2 separate regions of the Mus musculus genome follow, and region 2 is linked to region 1. A link is a loop called in an ENCODE intact Hi-C map of the cell type or tissue named here. Cell type or tissue: gastrocnemius. All regions are shown on one strand. Links, peaks and the distances in the headings refer to the core of each region. The heading gives the core; the rest is flanking DNA.

What was found. Hi-C counts contacts between places; a loop is a spot of excess contacts. Peaks named below come from ENCODE experiments on the same cell type or tissue, not always from the same donor. Only the 100,000 strongest peaks of a DNase experiment are listed, where the experiment ranks them.
Region 2: a loop joins it to region 1, with 5 times the contacts of the local background. A loop is called at or near these places in 38 of 42 quality-filtered maps.

What each region holds. Positions count from the first base shown.
Region 1 is chr5:35,967,574-35,977,698 of GRCm38, forward strand. Afap1 (actin filament associated protein 1) reads left to right here. Exons shown (of 17, transcript NM_027373.2): 9 at 997-1,146; 10 at 6,815-7,026; 11 at 8,919-9,064. Among named protein-coding and RNA genes, the nearest start is that of Afap1, 79 kb to the left of the region's middle. In gastrocnemius, for the core only: CTCF peaks have their summits at 4,483 (motif pointing left) and 8,334 (motif pointing left); DNase peaks (open chromatin) are centred at 3,327, 4,472, 6,348 and 8,308; H3K4me3 peaks cover 317 bases; H3K27ac peaks cover 3,682 bases.
Region 2 is chr5:35,865,263-35,875,387 of GRCm38, forward strand. It overlaps Ablim2 (actin-binding LIM protein 2), which reads left to right. Exons shown (of 22, transcript NM_001177696.1): 18 at 1,443-1,504; 19 at 7,908-7,962; 20 at 9,371-9,378; 21 at 9,571-9,651. Among named protein-coding and RNA genes, the nearest start is that of Afap1, 23 kb to the right of the region's middle. In gastrocnemius, for the core only: a CTCF peak has its summit at 5,531 (motif pointing right); a DNase peak (open chromatin) is centred at 5,534; H3K4me3 peaks cover 221 bases; H3K27ac peaks cover 981 bases.

The DNA.
Region 1 (10,125 bases), core at 812-8,811:
CTCCGAGTGGGCCCTTATGCATCCATTCTGACTTGTCTGAGTCTCATCCTGTGATTCAGCTCAACTCATGGATGAAACCTTGAGGGGAGGAGAGGGCTACACATGTCTGAGTAAGAGCAAATTCAGGAAACCAGCTCACAGTCAGCTTCCCTCTGTGGCCTGGTCTAGAGAGATGAGAACTGCCCTGTGCCAGAACCAGGAGTCATTATCACTGGCATGGACTCTGCACCAAGATACTGCATATGGGAGTCCAGGATTTTCAGGTCTTCTGGTTTTTGCAGAAGACAAAAGTTCTTATTGTACAGCATGTTTCTAGGTTTATATGCTAACAGATCATTCCTAGCCATCACTGTCCTGATTAAAATGTGAGGTGATGGATCGAAAGGTAGGCTCTCGTCTGAGAGCTCTGCACAGAGAAGCTCAGCGTAGTGTCCAAAATGGACAGGATAGACCACCAATGAGGACCCACATTCCTCTCCCTTTCTTAAGGACCTGCCCCTTGTCAACCATGCTACTGCGGCAGTGGTACTAGCTCCCCTTGGTTCCTTGGGCCCCTGCATCTTAACACACTGATGATCTGTGTCAGCCTGGGAGTTGCTTCCTCTGAGACAGGCATATCTCATTCTTTACATCTGAGCAGTCAACTCTGCCCTGGGCAGGCTCTGTGTGACCATTCACCCGTTCATCCGTTCTCCAAGTAACTCGTATCTCCATGTGGGTTTTGCCATCCTTTGTTGCCGTGAGTACGTCATGTATGGATGGTAATGCTCACATGCCTGTATGCACATGTGTTCATACCTGATCCTCTCTGCAGTGCGGGCTTCCTGAGTATAGCCATATCCTTCTGCTGCCCCAGCATCTGGATCCCCAGCTGGCTCGTCACAGGTGTTCATGTGTACGATGAGTGACAGTTTGGAGAGGAGGAAATGCCTGGCGATCAGCGCTGTGACATTCCCACTTAACACCAATGGTTAAGACACACTTTTGTGTTGACAGCAAAGAGGAAGAAACCTTCCAAGTCAGAGGCCAAGGGGACTGTGTCCAAGGTCACTGGGAAGAAAATTACCAAGATCATCGGTCTGGGAAAGAAGAAGCCATCCACAGATGAGCAGACATCATCAGCAGAGGAGGATGTGCCCACTTGTGGTAAGACCCTGCCATGTGTCAGCAGACTATCCCTGGGTGTGCTCTGGGGCTGTCTGAAGTGTGGAGAGCAGTTTCAGCCTTTAGTAATAGAAGTATCTCCAAGGGCTTGTGATGCTGGTCCATGGTTTTTTCAAGGTAAATACCAATGTTCTCTGTCTCTTCCCCGAGTTCTCGCCAGTGTTTCCAGACTTGGACACAGGCACCAAACAGGCCAAAGCTCTAGAACTGAGTCTCCTTTGGGTCACACCTAGAACTTAAGTTGCAGACAGAGCTGTGTGGTCATCTCATGTTCACAGTGTTGTCTTCTGTCTGTCTGTCTCTGTCCCCCACCCCCAGTGTGTGTGTATGTATGTGTGTGTGATGCTATTTTGTCAGAGATTGGGTAAAGCATATGGTCTATAGCAGTCACCAAGCCAGTCTTGCCTGCCTGGTGTCTAGGCTAGGGGCTAAAGAGAGGAACCAACCAGGGACACGAACCAGAGGAATGCGTATGTAACAGCCAGCTGTGCCCACCATGTGGAGAGCAAAGCAGTGGAGGGTGCTATCATGGCACCTAAGTTAGGCTGTGGGCAGGCTGTTGGGTACAGCGTCCACAAGAATGGTAACAACACCACACTGTAACAGTCCTAGTAGCCACATTTAGGGGAACTGAGTAGCTCTTTCAAGGAGGAAAACTTCATAAATGCAAAGGAATGTTCGCCTTTCGATTTTGATTTGTTTATAGTACTAGAGATGCTCTAGGCTAGTGTCCTACCTCCAGGCCCTTTCCTTCCTTAAAAATATCAAGAATGGAGCCTGGTATGGGGGGTACATGCCTGTAATCCTAGTACCAAGAATGGAACCTGGTATGAGGGTACATGCCTGTAATCCTAGTACCAAGGGGGCAGAAGCATAGAGGGTTATTGCCAATAAGGCCAGCCTGGGCTATTCTGGGCTAGACTGGACTAGTCTGGGCTATCCTGGGCTATGTACTGAGTACTAACCAGCCACAGCAACATAGTAAGACCCTATACCAGAACAAAACAAGACCAGGAATACGCCCTTGTAGATTACTATTCAGAGCCTGCTTCCCATCAGTGTGAACACACGCTTCCTTCAGAGTCATTCTGTTTACAGTCCCCTCTTTCCTACTGATTCCCCTCCTTGGGTTCCGAGTCAGGAAAGAATAATAGCATCCATAGGTACCAGGAGCTACGTGCACCCCAGATCCCTGGACTATTTATCATCAAGTAGTTGCTGGGAACAGGACAGACTCAGGTCAGCTGGTAATGAAGGTCTCCATGTCATATTCCTTTCTATGAGGAGAGAACTTGGCTGGAGTGCAGACAGCTGGACAAAGCTGTGACCGAGTTGGGAGAGGCTGGGGACACTGCCACACTGCTCCTGGCCAACCTCTCCATCTTCCTGGAGCTCTTGGGGACATAGTCTTTCTTCCTGCCTTTGTCATCAGCCCTTGAGATGACAGCAGTCTGGAGTTAAGGAGAGTTTAGCTTCTGCTTTTTTTTTCAACTGATCTAGGTTAGAGATAATAAGAAATTATTGTTTTTGAGACACGGTCTCACCATATACACCAGGCAGGTCTTGAACTCACAGAGATCTGCCTGCTGCATCTGTCTCCTGAGCGCCGGGATTCAAGACTAGAGGTAGAAATGCTTTAAGGAGGAATGGTTGTGTATTAATTAACATGGCAAGGCAGGTCAGAGGTCACAGTCTGGGCCCTCCTCTTGCAGAGGAGAATGGCGTGCCTCAGAGAAGTCATGAGTCTCGGGCCTCAGCAGAATTGGTGGCCCCTGCCCTCACAAGCGGGTGACTCCACTCCTCAATACTCTCTGACTCCCTGTAAGTCATGGCACTTCCTTATCAGAAGAGCACAGCGTTGCAGGCCTGCCCACAGATGCCCACAGCATTACTGTCTCCATGCTAGTCAGTTTCTTGAGAGCTTGGGTGATCCTGAGAGCAGGGGCCTGAGACTTTGCTGGTCACAGCTCTGGCTTCTGCCGAGACAATGGCCTCTGTCCGCACAACTCTAAAATGGACACGCAGCTCTCTGCCAGACCAGAGGTAAGGGTACGTGTCTCTAGGGGAACAGGGAACAATGGCCATTTTCAGCCTTTCAGAGCAGCTGCAGGGCTCTCAGCAGAGGAAGGGAGCTGGACTGGGGCCCGGGGGGACTGACCCTGCCAAGCTGAGCCCCTGCAGCTGCTGGGAGACAGTGCTAAGCTGATGGGGCCAGAAGGGCAGAGCAGCTGAGCAGGCAGAAAAGGGTCCCGGGAATTACTGAGCTGAGCTTGGTGCACACCTGTGCACTGCAGTCTGGTTAAGCTAGACGGGGTGCTGTGGTTTCCTGGGGTGCTCTTGCAGGGCTTTCGTGGGTGGGGAGCAGAGCTGCAGAGGTAGCTGGGTGGCCCTAGGTGCCATCTTCATCCCTTGAGAGGCCTTTGAGGGATGCATTAGTGTTGGTCTGGGCAGCTTGTTTGCAGCCCTCCGGGTAATGTACCCAAGAGACACACCAAGACTCCAAACCCAAGATGATTTTTTTTTCCTGGCCTTCCATGGTCTGACAAAGTCCCAGGGTTCTTGTTATTCTATAAGCAAAGCCGTGAGACCTGGAAATGTACCCTCCCTCCAGCCCTCCTCCTGTCTGTCTACCCTCTCTCTGCCCCACACAGGTGCCTTATACTAGTCACATCATCCTAGGTACAAGCACAAAGGCCTCCTCTTGCTGTCCACCTGGGAGCTCAGACTGGTCCAAGCCTCATTGCATTGCTAGATTATGACACTGCTCTGCAGTGTCACCATCACTCAGCGCAGGGCCCAGAAGATGCTGGCAAGGCCACTCATTGCTTTGGGGATTCGGGCTGCTTGTCTGGGATGTGGGTTCCAACGGTTCCTTGGTTTCTGTGAACATGGGAGGTGAACTGGGCAGGGGCTAAGGGTCTGTGTTACCACCACTGTCTATTCTTTACCTGCTGTGCTTTAAAGTCAACGAAACACATCTGCACACTCAGCCCTGCCCAGGCTCGGGTGAAAAAGGTAGACTCTGAGGCCTGTAGAGTTAACTTTAGAATTCAAACGAGACCTTGTTTAATCTTGCCTTTCTTTCTGTAGAATTTGGAGTGGAAAGAATCTCAAAATATTAAACTGAAATTACCCAGTTTTAAAGATATATTAGCACATTACTATAATATAAGTGGGGTTATAAAAATAGAAAAAGAATAAAAACCAGTGGAAAAATCAAACAACAAATCCCTCATCTAATTGTTCCCCAGAAGCCTCCAAGCCCGTCCACATCCAGGTCTTAAGGTCCTGGCTGCACTCTGCCGCCCTCTGGTGGCAGATGTCTGCTTTAGCTGGAAGATCTGGCAGATCCCCGCCTGACCTTATTCACCTCTGTGTTCCCTCCCCAAGAAAATGAAAACTTGGGAATCACTTCTTGAGAAAGTGAGGTGCCATGGGGGCCTGTTGACAAACACAGCTGTGAACATGTCTGAGTTTCCTGCTTCTCTCTCTCTCTGAAACTTAAATCCCAAGAATGTATTAAAATATGGTAATGTCCCATGAAGTCATGCTTTAACTTAAGGGAGGACCTGTCTCATGCAATCATCCTTCTATGGCTGAAATGTTGGGAAAGCGGCAGCATCTGATGACTGTGGGCAGACTCCATCCGGAGTGAGGAGCGAGGAGTGGGCTGGTGCTGCTGTCAGTTCTGTCCAGGCTGGCGTCTGAGACTATCTGCTTGAGGCTCTCTACAGTGCGGTCACTGGAGGGTCTTGTGCCACTAGATCTCTAATCCTTGCTTAGGCCCAGTCACAGACAACTCAGCCGACTCACACACGATGCATCTTTTCCCTATCTGGCAGCTTCATGAAGCCCATATGCCCTAGAGTTCAGAGCTTTTTTTGTTTTTAAAGGCAAGGTCATCATGTGTCATACAGATTCATCTTGAACTCATGTCCTGCATCCAACTTCCCGAGTACTGAAAATATATGTTACCACACTGGTTAGTTTTTTGTTTGTTTGTTTGTTTCTGGTTTTGGTTGTTGTTGAGACAGGGTCTTATTATATAGCCCAGGTTGGCTTTGAACTCATGATCTCTCTGAGCCTCCCTGCTGCATGCTGGGCTCACAGGCATGTGCCTCCACTCCCCGTCCAGAGTGGCTCTGTAACAGTGGCTAAAGAGCCCATGCACATGTGATCCATGTCTCCAGAATAGATCAAGTTACTTCAGGCCTTCCTGCCATCCTGTTTGTGGGCGTGCGCTCAGAAAACACTTAGGCTCTGTTGATACAGGTGACGTCTACTCAGAGAGGTCTAGTGCCTGGCTCTCTGCGTGATTGATTGCTGTTGATAGCCTTCAAAACAGTTCTAGTAAGATGTTCGTCTGACTGCGTTTTAAAGCAGGGCTTTCCTTCTTCCTTTTAAAACAGTAATGAATCAGAACAGTCCCATCTATACATTAAAAGCCTTTAAAAAGAATAATATCATTTAGCTGCGGTTTCTCAAGCGAAACCTGCAGCTGTACTGGGAACAATCCCCCTTATCTGTCTTTGATTTTATGTAGGCATCAGGTCTGGCTATGGCCTCTGGTAGGGCACCCCACATCTGAAGATGCCTTCCTTCTCCTTCCTAGATGGCCCTTGAAGAAAAATGTCTAGAAGCTGCCTGAACACAAGAGTCCCCTTTTCTGGTGCTCACAGGCTTCTGTCTTGGTGTCTGTGACATCAGAGATTCTTCGCCTCACGAGGCAAGAGATGCATGTTAGAGTGTTAAGAGTGTGTGGACTCAGGAGGCCCCCAGCCAGAGAAGGACTCACATTTTGCATATGTGGGTACTCACTGGGAATATATCTTGAAGAAAAACTCATCAGAGGTGTGCAAACCTTCATCTGAGCACTGAGGGTCTGAGTACGTATGTGTGCAAGACCTGGAAGAAGCTGAGCGACACCTAGCCTTCTCCACTATCCTCCTTTTTACCCGCTGGCCACCCTTTCCCTGTCTAATCCTTTCTTAGTCTCGGAGAGATGGTGTGCGCACAGTGGGACAGTTGGAGGCCATAGTAGGACAACTGCCACAGATGCCACAGTCAGCTTTCATCTGGGTTAGTCTCTCCAGGAGATGAAACTCTGGCTTCCCCAAGCAGGGATGGGACATAGAGACCAGGAGGAGGCCTTGGGCTGTGGGTGGGGAGCTCATACCAGCCACGTTCCGTCATTTGCTGGAACATATCCAGCGCTGGGGAGTTTACCACTCCCCGGGCCTCCCACTTCCTGGAGAGTTTTCATCTTCTGATACTTTTATTTCTGTCTCCCGTGCTCTGCTTACAGCGTTTGCAGCTGGGTCGTCTTGCATGTGATTTCTCTTCCGTTATGTGCAGGCAGCTGTCAGCCCCTCCTCGCCACCCCATGTCCACTGTCACTGTCTCAAGGCGGTTTCCTGGTTCCCGTGTAGACACCAAGGAGATGAAACTGGTCCTGATACCGTGCAGTGGGTTCTGTCCGGGGAAGAGCCTCCAGGTCCCGTTGAAAGGCAGCTGTGTAATAATGACTCTTATCTCTTTATGAGCATTTAAAACCTGGATGTGAGCGTGTGTTTCGTGCACTCTGTAAAAGACCACAGACAAGGGACGTGGCTTCCTCGGGAGCCTGAGCTGTGGCATCCTCTCCTTGCAGGCTACCTGAATGTGCTCTCTAACAGCCGCTGGCGGGAGCGCTGGTGCAGAGTGAAGGACAGCAAACTCATTCTCCACAAGGACAGGGCTGACCTGAAGACCCACCTCGTCTCCATCCCCCTCCGTGGCTGCGAGGTGATCCCGGGCCTGGATTCTAAGCACCCGTTGACCTTCCGGCTGCTTCGAAACGGACAGGAGGTGGCTGTTCTAGAGGTATGGGCTTCCCTGGGGCTGCTATCCAGAGAGGTGTACACAGATTCTGTCAACAGCATGATTAGGTCTTCTGCAGAAGACCCTAGCTCCCTGTAGGGACTGATTTTGATCCAGCCCCTTCCCTCCCTTGGCTAATTCTGTTTTACGTTGTCTTCAGGGTTTCTCTTTTGGAGAGTCATGGATGATACAGGCTTCCAAGAGCATCATGCATGACAACTTTGCTTGCCACAGCTAAATGCCTAGCTCCAAATAACAGGCCACCTTTTCTCTTCTTTCTTTCTTTCTTTCTTTCTTTCTTTCTTTCTTTCTTTCTTCCTTCCTTCCTTCCTTCCTTCCTTCCTTCCTTCCTTCCTTCCTTCCTTCCTTTCTTTCTTTCTTTCTTTCTTTCTTTCTTTCTTTCTGATTTATTTATTTTTATTTATTTATTATATGTAAGTACACTGTAGCTGTCTTCAGACACTTTTTCTTCTCACTCTGGCCCTGCTTGCTCCCTATAGCTGACTTCTGACACCCCAGAAGAGGGCATCAGATTTCATTATGGATGGTTGTGAGCCATCATGTGGTTGCTGGGATTTGAACTCACCACCTTAACCACCTTAACCGTTAACCGTTGAGCCCACTTTTTCAAAGTGCCTAGGCAGGCAATACCTTGTGGGGGAAAAAAAATCTCCATTAAAATACTTCTTCTAAGCATAGGCTACTCAGGTACATAGGACTGTTTCCTTCGCTTGTCCTTTGGAAAGCTCTCCACATGTTAGGGCCCCTGACACCCTGTGGTAGGGTCTGTGAGGAGCAAGCCTGTGGCTACTTATGTCCTTTATTGTCTGCTTGGCTGCTTTATAGGATAGTTCACCAGTCTTCCATTTTGGTCTTTTCTACTTGACAGTAATCCAGACTTATTTTTCCCCTTTTCTCCTTTCTCCTTCTTATGATTAAGATACACACACATGTCATACATTCACAGACGTGAAGAATTATGTTTTCCAGGGTTCATGTCAGTATGTTCGTGCCACAAGGTCAGCAGAAGTGAGGCTGTGTTAGGCTTGTATCAGCGGCTGACATACATGCCATCCACCAGACGCAGAGCCCAATCTTAAATGGCTGTGGTGTGGGTATGGGACTCTGAGCAGTGTCAAGGTGTCCAGGCACGCAGCCAACATCTTGAATTTCAGCATGTGGGTACTTATTTCCAAAATTGTTTTCATAGTAGGTTTTTGTTTGGCTTATTTTTGGTTTGTCTCGGACCTTATATTATCTCTATAGGACTCACTGGCCCAGATAGTCTCAGGGACGAGGAGGATGACTGCCCCCTGGTGGCTGCCGTGCAAAAATGCATATCTCATCCAGTTCTGGGATGCTGTATCTACCCTAGCTCTCACTGATCCGACAGCAAGCAGCCAAGTCTATTTTTTTTTCTCTTGGGCTGTTACCTGCCTACAAAAACACTTAACAAGGATGGATTAAAATTTTAATAAGGATAATTTTAAAGGTAGTATGGAAAAAAAACTTTAAAGAAGCTATAAGGTCTGGCACCTACAGATGTCTTTAAAACAGTAAACACAGAGCTAGTCAAAACTACAGAAAAGTGTCACACCTGCAAAGATGCAGTGGACTTGAAGATAAGCTGTCTTCAATAGTATCCAGATAAGAGAAGCAAGCTTGCCGCCACATACCACACCCGCTGCAGCACAGGCTGGGCTAGGACCTCTGGGAGTCATGGGGTAGAGCGCCCACCTGCATGGTCTCCAGGCCAGGCAGCCAGCACACTTTGTAACTTGCTGTGGCTCCGATGTAATTACTCTTATGAATCTCTTTTCTGGCACTCTCTCCCAGGTACTCTGTGTTCTCTTTCCCTTCCCGTCACGCATCTCTGTCTCTCTTCCCCGTGACAGGCATCATCGTCTGAAGACATGGGCAGGTGGATTGGCATCTTGCTGGCTGAGACGGGGTCCTCCACGGACCCAGGAGCGCTGCACTACGACTACATCGATGTGGAGATGTCAGCAAATGTCATCCAGACGGCGAAACAGACCTTCTGGTAAGACTCACGCACGGCCTGCGGCAGGCCTGAACTCGGTCACATTCCTCTTGTTCTGTTTGACAGTAGGTGCTCAGTGACCACGCAGACCAGAAGCTCACCCAGGGACTTTTCCTTGGTGGGGTGCTGGTCCTGATGACCCTGATGTTGGTCATTTCAGCCCTCTGGAATTTCTGCTAGAGTGGCCTTGGCTAACTTGTCTGAAGATGGCTTCATGGACCCCAGGACTCCTGCGACATCTGCCTAGCTCTGCCCTTGCAGCCAGAGACTATAAGGGATCATGGCAGTTTTATTTACACCAATGAGTGGGTAGTCCTGATTTTGTCCCGTGGGCAGCTGTGGTCTCCCACCCACTGGTGACAGGCGTCTTCTAGAAAGCAGAGAAGATTCTGAATGCTGCTGAAACAAGGCCCAAGATTGCAAAAGCGGTCAGGGCAGCACTTTCTAAATTTAAGTTGTGACAAATAATTCTACTTTGGGCAAAAGCATATTTTTGAGCCAGGACACTTCCAGGAGCCCAGTAATCATGAGGGGTTTGTAGCAGCAGATCCCGTGGGGTCCACAGCCCATGTGGACATTCAGCATCGCCAGCTGTGCTCTAAGGTGAAAGTTCTCTCCATGGTCACCTGAGATGTGTTCTCCTTTCTCACCGCTTTGACAGACTGCTGTCCGGGCTGTGGTGGTGAACAGGCCTCTGCACAGCCCTGTGTCTCCGGAGTTTCCCTTTACACACAATGGAAGTAGGGCATGTTGACTATATTTGGGGTGGCCTTGGGCTAGAGAACTCCAGTGGCCACAGTGTGCCACAGTGAGCCCCACATGACCCAGGGGTGCAGAGCCACGTGTCAGGCACAAGGAAGAGTTCCAGTGCACCTGGTGGACATTCCCAACAGCCTAGTGCTTACCTTGAAAGAGAACCAATGGGCTAGGGATGTAGTTTAGTCAGTATGGTAGTTGCCTAAGCATGCCCAAGGCCCTGAGTTCAGTCCCGAGCACCAGATAAACTGGTGCACATCTCTAATTTGAGCATATGGGAAGTGGAGGTAGGAAGAGCTGAAGTT
Region 2 (10,125 bases), core at 617-8,616, 100 kb before region 1:
CCAGCACAGACCACGCCCATACCACACACACATACACATAACTAAAAACACAATGAATCTTTTTGTTTTTGTAATTGACCAGTCTGGGATGGCTGTAAGGATTGGGGGACATGGTGTGACCTATGGAAATAAGATTGCTACTATGTGTGAGAGGTTGACCATAGAGCCTGGGGGGACCGTGTGCAGTCCCCCGACTAGCAGGCCAGAAATACAGTTGAGATATTTGCTGTTTGTGTTCATCCAAAAGGCCTGGAAGGCTTGCAGAATCTGAGTTCAGTAGCAATAGGGTCGGGGTAGAGCTGAGAACCCAGCCAACAGGCAAGTTCTTTATTGCTGCTGACCTCCTCTTTGAGAAGCATTCGCTGCATCTAGCACCTTCAGCTAGCAGAGGCCCCTGGGTTTCCACAGTGGATCCCTTGGGAGACCAGAAGAGACTTTGTGTATAATTGGGAAGCAGGTGTCTTGGGGAGGGACCCCATGGCTTTGAGTGAGGAGGAGGTGTTAAGCCCTTTCTCTGTAAAATGCAAAGAGCAGGCTGTGCATTGACCTAGGCCACAAAGAGGCAGGAAAAGCAGGAGTGGCCCAGCATTCTGGCCCAGCATCCCATCTTCCAGCTCTCTCCCGCTCAGTATTTCAACGAGGGCTTCATGATCCAACCAGGTTCCTCTGCTGAGAGAAATCCGAGACTAGTGCCCTTGAAGTTAGACCCCTTCCAACCACATCTGGAACCATCTCATTGTAACCTGGTAGCAAGTGAGTCTCTCCATGTCTGGTCGCAAGTTGAGCCCAGGCTCTCTGCAGGATCCTGAAATGGAATGCCTAGCCCAGCATGCTTAGCAGCTGGGCCAAACAGGGTGGGTGGGCAGCTCTGACTTGCCTCATGCCAGTTCTTGGTGTGAATGGTGAGTGATGTGGTCCATGGCCCTCTGAGCCTTTTCCCTGCTGCCCAGTAGCTTCCATGGCCTTTGGCCTCATGCTAGAGCAGCAAGGATCCCTGGGTCTCTGCCCCACCCATTCTGTTTCAAGAGGCACTAATAATTAATCCCTATTTGAATTTCAGATTCCCCCCAGCCTCAAAGATCCCCAATCCTATGTGGCTGGTGGTGGCCTGTGGTGGCTATCACAGGATGGCACAGTCCTACCTGGCCTAGGAGGTCACAAGTCTAGGAGAGGAGCTAGCGTAGGTAATGTGATACTGAGGCTTATCCTAAACCTGGGTACCAGCTGTATTGGGCCCCCAAATAGGAATGATGTGGATAACTGGCTCAGATGTCACTCTGGGTCCTGGGGATAAAAGGTCACAAGCAAGGCAGGCAGATTATCTTTAGGGACCTCTGCTTGTTGTCACCTGCCTATCCTGTCCCTCTGCTGGAAGTGTTATGGACCCTGCCTTCCCCTGGTCAGGCTGGGTGGGTGACGAGGCTGTGCTGTATCTGTTACAGGCTTTCCTTATTCCAAACCTGACACTCTTCCAGGACCCAGGAAGGATGGCCTGGACCTCCGGGTAGGTACTTGGACCCTCCCTACCCGTGGGGCACTAACCATCACTTGCTGCCTACCTGCACTCATCCCCATAGCTTTGTGACCTCATCGCAAGGAGAGGCAGGGATCCTGCTTGCCTGCTTGCCTCTGCCTGATGTTCTGCTAAAGACGCTGTGACTGTAGCCTTTTCCATGTCAAAAATTACCAGGCCACAACCAGCTATACTCTGACTCTTTTCTGCTGTGCCCCAGAAGCCAAAGAGTCCCCAGTGTGTAAGGCAGGGGAGCTGTAGGTCACCCAGAATGACTAGGGCTGCTTTGAGATGCTCTTCAGCCCCATACCCTTCCCCATGGCTAATGTGTTCCTGTGTCTATGGAGCCGTGCTCATCCCATGTACTAGCATGTGGTCTGTGGTCACTGGGCATGGGCTCTTATCCTCTTCCCAATCTCAAAATACACAAAGGCAAGTGCAGGTAGTCTCTAGCCTGACTCCACAAAGAGAGCCAGGCATGTGCCCTGGTCCAGTGCCCTTTATGAGGAGCCTATAACCACGTTGGCTCTCAGTGAAGATCTCTAGGCTGAGGTGTGCTAATGATCCAGAACCTACCAAGCTTCATGCAGCACAGAACCCCAGGAGAATCTCCATCACCGAGGAAAACTTTCCTAGTGTCAGGAAGTTGTATATAAATCAAGACAATCCACTTCTCAAGAGAATGAAATGAGTGTGTGTGTGTGTGTGTGTGTGTGTGTGTGTGTGTTGCTGGAGTGGTCTTTTCCAATGTGAACTCAGGGCCAACTGTCTGGATTATCCTTTTCTCTATGGGACACTCTGATGACCAGGGAGGTATCTCCAGTGGCCACAGGCATCCTTTGGGGACTAGCCATTGTTTTCTCTACCTTCTCAGGCTCTGATTTCCTGTGCTTCTGTTCAGGACCTAGACTCAGGGTGTTCCCCGTGCAGGCACCTCTAGAGGTTCATGGTCCTTCCCACCCATTGATCTTCCTTCCTGCTCTGAAATGGACCTTGCATGTTGCATGCTTCTAAGTTTCCAATGGGATCTGTCTTCCACAGGGAAAGCAAGGGAGGCTGGAAACAGGATTCCTCTAACATCAGATGTAAGACTCTCTACCTAGAGTCAGGGATATACGGATATGGGAACTCTGTCTGTCTCTCTGGAAGGTTCTCTTTTTTTACCTGGAACAGTTGCTCTCAAAGCAAGGGGCCCAGAGGTGCCAGTGTCCCAGCTTGACCTAGCTAATATGTGCCCCCATTCAAGCCAGGTCCTAGGTGTTTGCTTTGTGATTGAGAGGAAGGTAAGGACTCTGGGCTGTCTGCATGCCCAGCCTGTGTGCAGCCAGCACTCTAGGAGGACACACAGAAGGTGACCACCTGGGAGAATCTCAGCTCTCCTCTCACATTGGGGAGCTTCCATGTCTGCAAAGGCCATGGTTTCTACCAAGTTCTCTTGAGAATAGGTGCTGTGGACCCTAGTGGGTCCATCTTCCTCCTGGAACTATTGTGAACATCATCTTAACTCTGCAGGACTGACAGGCAGATCTTATGTGAATGTGGGAGGGGAGAATAGGCAGACCTAAGTGCCCTGGGCTTGAATTCCCCAAGGTGGAGTCCATCCTCACAAGAGTTCTGACTTTCCACTTGGCTCTGGGATCCCTAGTTTTCTGTGCATGCTCTTTTCCATCCTCACTCCTCCAATACCTGTACATCCATCCATGCATCCTCGTCAGAAGGCTAGCTATTCAGTCACCCAGACAGTCTTTTACAGCCATGCTCAACAGTTCAAACCTGGCTCTTCTCTCTGGAGTTCCTGTAGTGCTTGCCCACAAACCTTTGCCAGTGACCTGCAGTGCCTCAGACTCAAATAATTCATTGAGTGCTTTGCTATCGGAAAGGATCTCGGGGTGAGGGGGTAGTCTAAATCAAAGTACAGGCTCAGTGAGAGCAAGATCCAAAAGAGAGGAGGGAGCCTCAGGAGAATGTTCTGTCAAAAACAAACAAATTGCATTGCATGAGAAAAGCTACCAAAGCAGCAGTCAGCTTCCTGACAGTGAAGACTGGACAGTCATGATCACGACCCTTTTACCGTGTCCCGTGTCTGAAGGAACAGAAGTTCTCCCAAGTCCTGCTCCAAGAGGGGTTTGTCACAAGACCTAGTGACCCCTAGTGTTGTACCTGTCAAAGGGCATGAGAATGTCCTGATAACCCAAACCTGCCACAGGAGGAAGATGGTCATAGTCCAGCAGACTAGCAGCCACCTGCTGCAGGTCTCCCTTTAAATAAGTCAGTAATGATTGACGTGTGCTGGCTGGCCCGCCCATCCGTAAGAGAATAGTGACTGGCCACCTGAAGGTCCTTGTGGCTGTTCCTTGGAAGAAGTCCCACTTGGAGAAATGCTGATGTTACCTGTGAACAGACTAAATTCCAACATTAAAAAAAAAAAAAAAAACAGGCTGTCAGGTTGGGTTAAAAAATAGCAAGATACACACTGAAAACATATTCTCAAACAGAAATAATAAGAAAAAGATTTGGGAGACATGATGCTATGACAGTGAAATTAAGTTTCAAATAGGTAATATATGAAGGGAGAGCAGGAATGGAGAGTGGCAGTGTCCTCATGAAACAGTGACAGAAACGTAAAGGCATCAAACAACCCAGCAGTCACAGACAACTTATATAGGTGCCTTGCACAGTCTTAAAATCAGACATAGATCTAGTAAATAAGAGTCACCAAGACTACAGAGTAACTCACTCACAAGCTTGAACCAGTAGATAAATGCAGAAACTAATACCTTTTGAATCCAGTTTCCATGTGTTCATAAAACTCCAAAAATGTTTATGTCAGCTGAGCATGGCGATGCACACCTTTAACCCTGGTACTTGGGAGGCAGGCAGATACCAGTGGGTTCAAGACCAGCCTGGTCTGTATAGAAAATTCCAGGATAGCCTAGCCTACATGGTGAGACCCTGCCTCAAAAATTGTAAATTTATATATATTTTAAGTGTTTAAAGAGAAAAAGGGACCAGGAGTTTAAGGCCAGCATTAGCTACATAGTGAGTTCAAGGCTAACCTGGGCTCTATAAGACCTGTCTCTGAAAGAGGCACAGGATGGGGGCTCGGGGGGTGGGAGTGGTCTGTTGGTGACTATAGATCTTCAGCTGAGATTCTGGAGAGAGCATGTGTTTGAATTAAAGAACCCTGAATTCCCAGCCATCTTGAAACAAGCTATGTAACTTTCATAGTCTTTATTTCCTAGAACTAACGAGGGTGGGAAGCCTGGTTCTTATATCTGAGTGATTATGAGAACACATTTGACTATGAGATCTTTCCATGAGCTCTGAATGGATAATAGTTTCCAAATGAGTCATGACTTCAAAAGCAAGCCCCCAGCCCCTCTTCCACACCAGCGTCTGCTGAGTCAGGCCTCTCATTCCTATGTGGCTTTAGCAGGAAAATCACAGCAGCCGGTGTGGGTGGCCATGACCTCATTCCTACGAGCAACCATAGTATAATCTTGGGAAAGCAAAGCCCATGGGTTCAAACTCCTCCAGTCCTGTGTGTTTTCTGTGTGAACTCAGCAAAGATGCTTGACCCCTCTGAGCCTGGACAGTAAAGCCTGTGGGTGTGTCCAACCTTGTGGGGTACAGCGAGATTAGAGAACGTGTCAGTAGAGCGCATACGTGCCCAGATGGGGAAGATATATAACATATCACCTTTGACAGCCCTGGCACTCATTGAGAACTACAGAGGAGTTACACAGGGGCAGGCAGTACGTACAGCCTTGGGCTGGTTCTTGCCCCTCAGCTCTGCTGCTGGGCCTCACAGATGGTTAGCCTAAGACTTGCTTGCACTGAGTGGTCTATAGAGACACATGGGGCGTAGACTCTACTTTTTCTGCTCTAGAAGTTCCTCCATTTGGAGGCTGGCCCAGTCCCTATCCTTCCTCCCTTTCCTCAGACCTAGATGGCTGGAGGACGCTCCTTTTGCTTGTTGTTGCAGGTGCTTGGCTGCTTGCGACTTGAGATTCCAAGCACTAGGTGGCAGCATTCCTCCTTTGCATAAATCTGTCCTAGCTGCAAAGGCTTGGCCAAGGCAGACTGGCCTCAGTTTGCACCAGAGGCTCTCTCATGGACCCATGTGCCTGGGATACTGGTCTTAGGCTGAGAAAATGTTCCCAAAGCTGTTTTTGAAAACTTCTAAGGGGAAAGGTGAAGGAGTGAGGTCATGGAGAGTTATTGCCTGATGATAAGACCCCTAGCTGGGCTGGTGAGATGGCTCAGTGGGTTAGAGCACCCGACTGCTCTTCCGAAGGTCCAGAGTTCAAATCCCAGCAACCACATGGTGGCTAACAACCATCCGTAACAAGATCTGACTCCCTCTTCTGGAGTGTCTGAAGACAGCTACAGTGTACTTACATATAATAAATAAATAAATTAAAAAAAAAAAAAAAAAAAAAACAATAAAGAGAGTCTTAAAAAAAAAAAAAAAAAAAAAAAAAAAAGACCCCTAGCTAAGGATGTAGGGCTTAGAGCCCAGTAGGGCAAACTAGGGTAGAACCCTTAGATTGAGTCATTGAAGTTGTGTTGGAAACCCAGGTCTTCTGGACTTGGTGGTGCATGCTTTTAATCCTGGCACTGGGGAGGCAAAGACAGGTAGATGTCTATGATTTTGAGGTCAGCCTGGTCTACATAGCAAATTCTAGACCAGCCAAGACAGCTCAAAACAAACAAACAAACAAACAAACAAATCAAGAAAGGAAAGAAGGAAGGAAGGAAGGAAGGAAGGAAGGAGAGAAGGAAAGGAAGGGAAGGAAGGGAAGGAAGGGAAGGAAGGGAAGGAAGGGAAGGGAAGGGAAGGGAAGGGAAGGGAAGGGAAGGGAAGGGAAGGGAAGGGAAGGGAAGGAAGGAAAAGAGAGAAATGCACACCCATGCCCAAAAGTCCATGGTAAGCCAAATATCAGAAATTTTAAAGACAGGCCCATTCCAACTCCTTGTGTGTACACTCACCCTCTCCACAGCCAGTCACAGCCTGCAGAATCCAGCTGAGGTAGAAAGGAGGTAGCAGCAGATCTTTGGGCCTCCATCTCCTTGTTTCAGATGAAGGGTCTTAGTGCATGGGGTGTCTCTGCTTCCACATTCTCTGGGGTGTAGAGCCTGCTTACAGCTTGTGCCCCACTTTTCGCCTGCTTTACGGTCCATCGGTCCATCGGAAGCAGCTTTCCTTGTAACTGTATCTGCAGCCGGAGCACAGGGTACCTCTACCTGCAGTGCTCTGCTGAAATGCAATCCCTGGGGCCTGTTTCAGAAACTCTGCCCAACAGCTCTGACCCCGTTTCAGCCCCTGGACTGTGCTGGGCCCTGGAGTACTGTCAGACATTCTTCAGGGAGCTCGGCTCACCCCACAATCCGTGTGTAGACAACAGGCATGGCCGTGGCAGGAGTCAGATGGGACAGGGATGCTGCAGCCCCATGGGGGCCCAGTGCGCTTTGCAGTGGCAGGGTCCCCATAGACAGGGGTAGCTTGTACAGATGGGGTTTTCCATGTGGGAAGAAGAGAAAGAAAAAAGACCTTTAATGACCAAGATGGTTCTGAGATGACAGTTTGTTAATGACAGCCATGAGCAGTTGAGAGAAGAGCCTGAGTCAGGCAATGGTCAGCTGCCCACTTCCTGTCTAGAATGTTACTACTTGAGTATGATTATCAGAGCAAGGCCACTCTCTCTGTCCAGCGTATTAGGGACTTCTGGACACCAGGATCCTTTTGGGAACCTGGAGCTGTGGGGATGCCTATGGTTTCCAGAGGGAGGCCAGGGCCCCTTTTGTCTTAAAGCACCGACATTGGTGCTCTGGACTGCGTAGCTGGGGACTCTGGGGATACAGTAAGAACAGTGCATAGCCCCCAGGAGGCAGCAGTCATATATATGGGTACCCCTTTGCCATCATATAGTCACAGTGAGACGGGGTGACTCTCGGGTCTACCTAGAGTGTGGGAACAGCACATTGAAGCTGCTTTTTACAAGGAGGAACGGAGATATCACACGTTAGCCCTATCACAGCATTAGTACAGGAAAGGGCGCTGAACTGTCCTGTAGGTCATGCCAGCTTCAGAGCAGGATCCAGGCACCAGAGCTCATGTTTAAAGGGAGGGCAGAGTTGATCAGACAGGTAGGGTTCAAAGGCTTCTGAGGCAGGTGTGAAAGCCAGCAGCCCACAGGGCAGGTTCCCGGATATTCACTTTCCAATGTTCAACGTTAGGTGACAACATCTGTTTGTCACCTAAACCTGTCAAACACTCTCCTCTCCCAGATGTATGAGGACCCAGGATGCATCGGGGGCTGTCTTCCAGCCCCCTACTGCCCGCCCCATGCAACCTGCCTCTTGCCGGTCTCTCTCTCTTTCTCTCTTCCAGAATGCCAACCTGGCCCCTTGTGGAGCAGACCCGGATGCCAGCTGGGGCACGCGAGGTACACACAATGGGGACCCCCGTGGGTCTCTGGCTTGGCCAGAATCACTAGCACATGTTGATCAGTCTCATTCTGAGACGACCCCTCCGGGACCTGCTGGCAGAAGGCTCTGCACCATGGATGAAGGGTACCTCATGGAGGGGTACCTGATGGCCCTCAGCTTTTTCATCCTATGCTGCAGGGGCCTGTCATGGCTTTTTAGTGCTGTGCATCTCTTGGAGTACAGCAGTTATAAGTAAACAGCTTCCAGGGTCTGAGCTGAACAGTGCAAGTCAAACCCCATCTTTGCCCTTATCCACGTGTTTGCTGACATGTGTGTGAGTGGCCAGCTGGTCATGTGACAGGCACTCCATTCAAGGCTGCTCCCCTAGCTCTGAATAGGGTCATGCACTTGGCTACCCTCACTGTGCTCCTCTGGAATGCTCGGGGGGTGGGGATATCTTGCTTTTGCATACCAGTTCGAACACAGATGGCAGCATCCAACCTGCTCTTAACGTAGTTGTTTCAGTCTCCAGCCATGGAGCTGGCACTCCAGAGTCTCAAGTTGGAAGACCAAGGGCCTGTCTCATACAGGCATCTTCCTTCCAGAATGATTTTGAAGGCCAGATTCTCGTGACCCTTCCTGTGTGTATGGAGCCCCTGCCATCGTGTTAGCTTCTATCTGATACCTTAAGTCTAGAGAAAACCCTTGTCAGAAGGAGCAGTTCAGAGCTCGGGTGTTTAAAACAGGAAGCGAAGCATGATCAAGAGGGCCTAGGATGTGGCTTGGGTGGCAGAGGGCTTGCCTGTCATACCCTGGATGTAATCCCCAGTACCATATAAACTACATGTGATGGTGCATACTGTAATCCCAGCACTTTGGGTCAGAAGACAGGTGAATCAAGAGTTCAAGATCACTCTCAGCTATATAGTAAGTTCAAGGCTAGCCTAAGCTCAGTGAGACCTTGTCAAAAAAAGAAGAAAAGACAATTGAGGTAGGACTGTGGTAGAGGGGTGGAGAGATACACATCATTAAAGGCATCAGACTCCACAACACCCCTCAGAGAGTTTCCCTGGAGAGCCCATTGCATGTCTAGGTAAACTGAGACTGATGTCTTTCTCAGAGTAGTCTTGAACACCACCCGGAAAGACATCTCCCAGCCGAGAAGCACAGTGCCGAGACACAGCTTCCAGTGTGGCCTGCAGCCTCCTGGCCATGCCTCCTGCTCTCAGTTTGCTGTGGGAGAGCCTTGAAATCTCTTAAAAATCTAAGATCAGAGTCCCATGAAGGCTGCTCAGGGGACCAGCGACCAAGCACGGCCCAGCTGACTGGGGGTGGGAGTTGCCCAGGAAGAGGATTGCTCTCATCCTGGGCATGGATTCTTTTCATTTCTAAGGCAGCCCTGTGGTCTCTGCTCTTCTCTTACAGAGTATAAGGTAAGGGACTGCCTTCACTAACCGATGTCTCCCACCTCGCTGCACCTGCCCAGGTTAAAAGATCCTTTTTGTTGCGTTTTCTCTATGAAATGTGCATGTCTGCAGCCCACACAAGTATGTATTCGGGTTTGCCTTTTGGTCAGCTCAGGGGTACTTGTCTCTCAAGATAACCCTGTGGTGTCTTTCCTGCAGATATATCCCTATGATTCCCTCATCGTAACAAACCGAATTCGTGTGAAACTGCCCAAAGACGTGGACCGGACACGGCTGGAGGTAAGGCGAGGTAGGGAGGTATCTGCTGAGACGCCACAGATCTCAGTCACAAGATCAGGTTCCCCACACACATACCAGGAGGGGTGCTGCCATTGTGTCAGCACAGGGCTCAGATCCAAGGACCCAGGAATCTTCAAAGACAAAGGAATGTAGCCACAGACCCAGCTATGTTGGCTTTGCAGAGGGGTGGGAAAGCTGGGTTGCATGGTACACCAAGGAGCCCGCGGTGGTCCCATACCACGTGCTGTTGTGTCGAGGGGCCAACTTGAAGGAGAAATTTCCTGGCATCTCTGCTGATCTAGAGCAGGGAGGTCATCCGAGGAAGACAAGTGTGGGTCTGAAAAGTCCACGTAGCTGCAGCAGAGAAGTGTCTGGCCAGGAGAACACTTGGTTGAGTTCTCACTCCATACCAAGGCTAGAGTGTCCTGTGCCGTGGCCCTCAGTTCCTTCAGAACCACCCAGCAGTCAGCAACA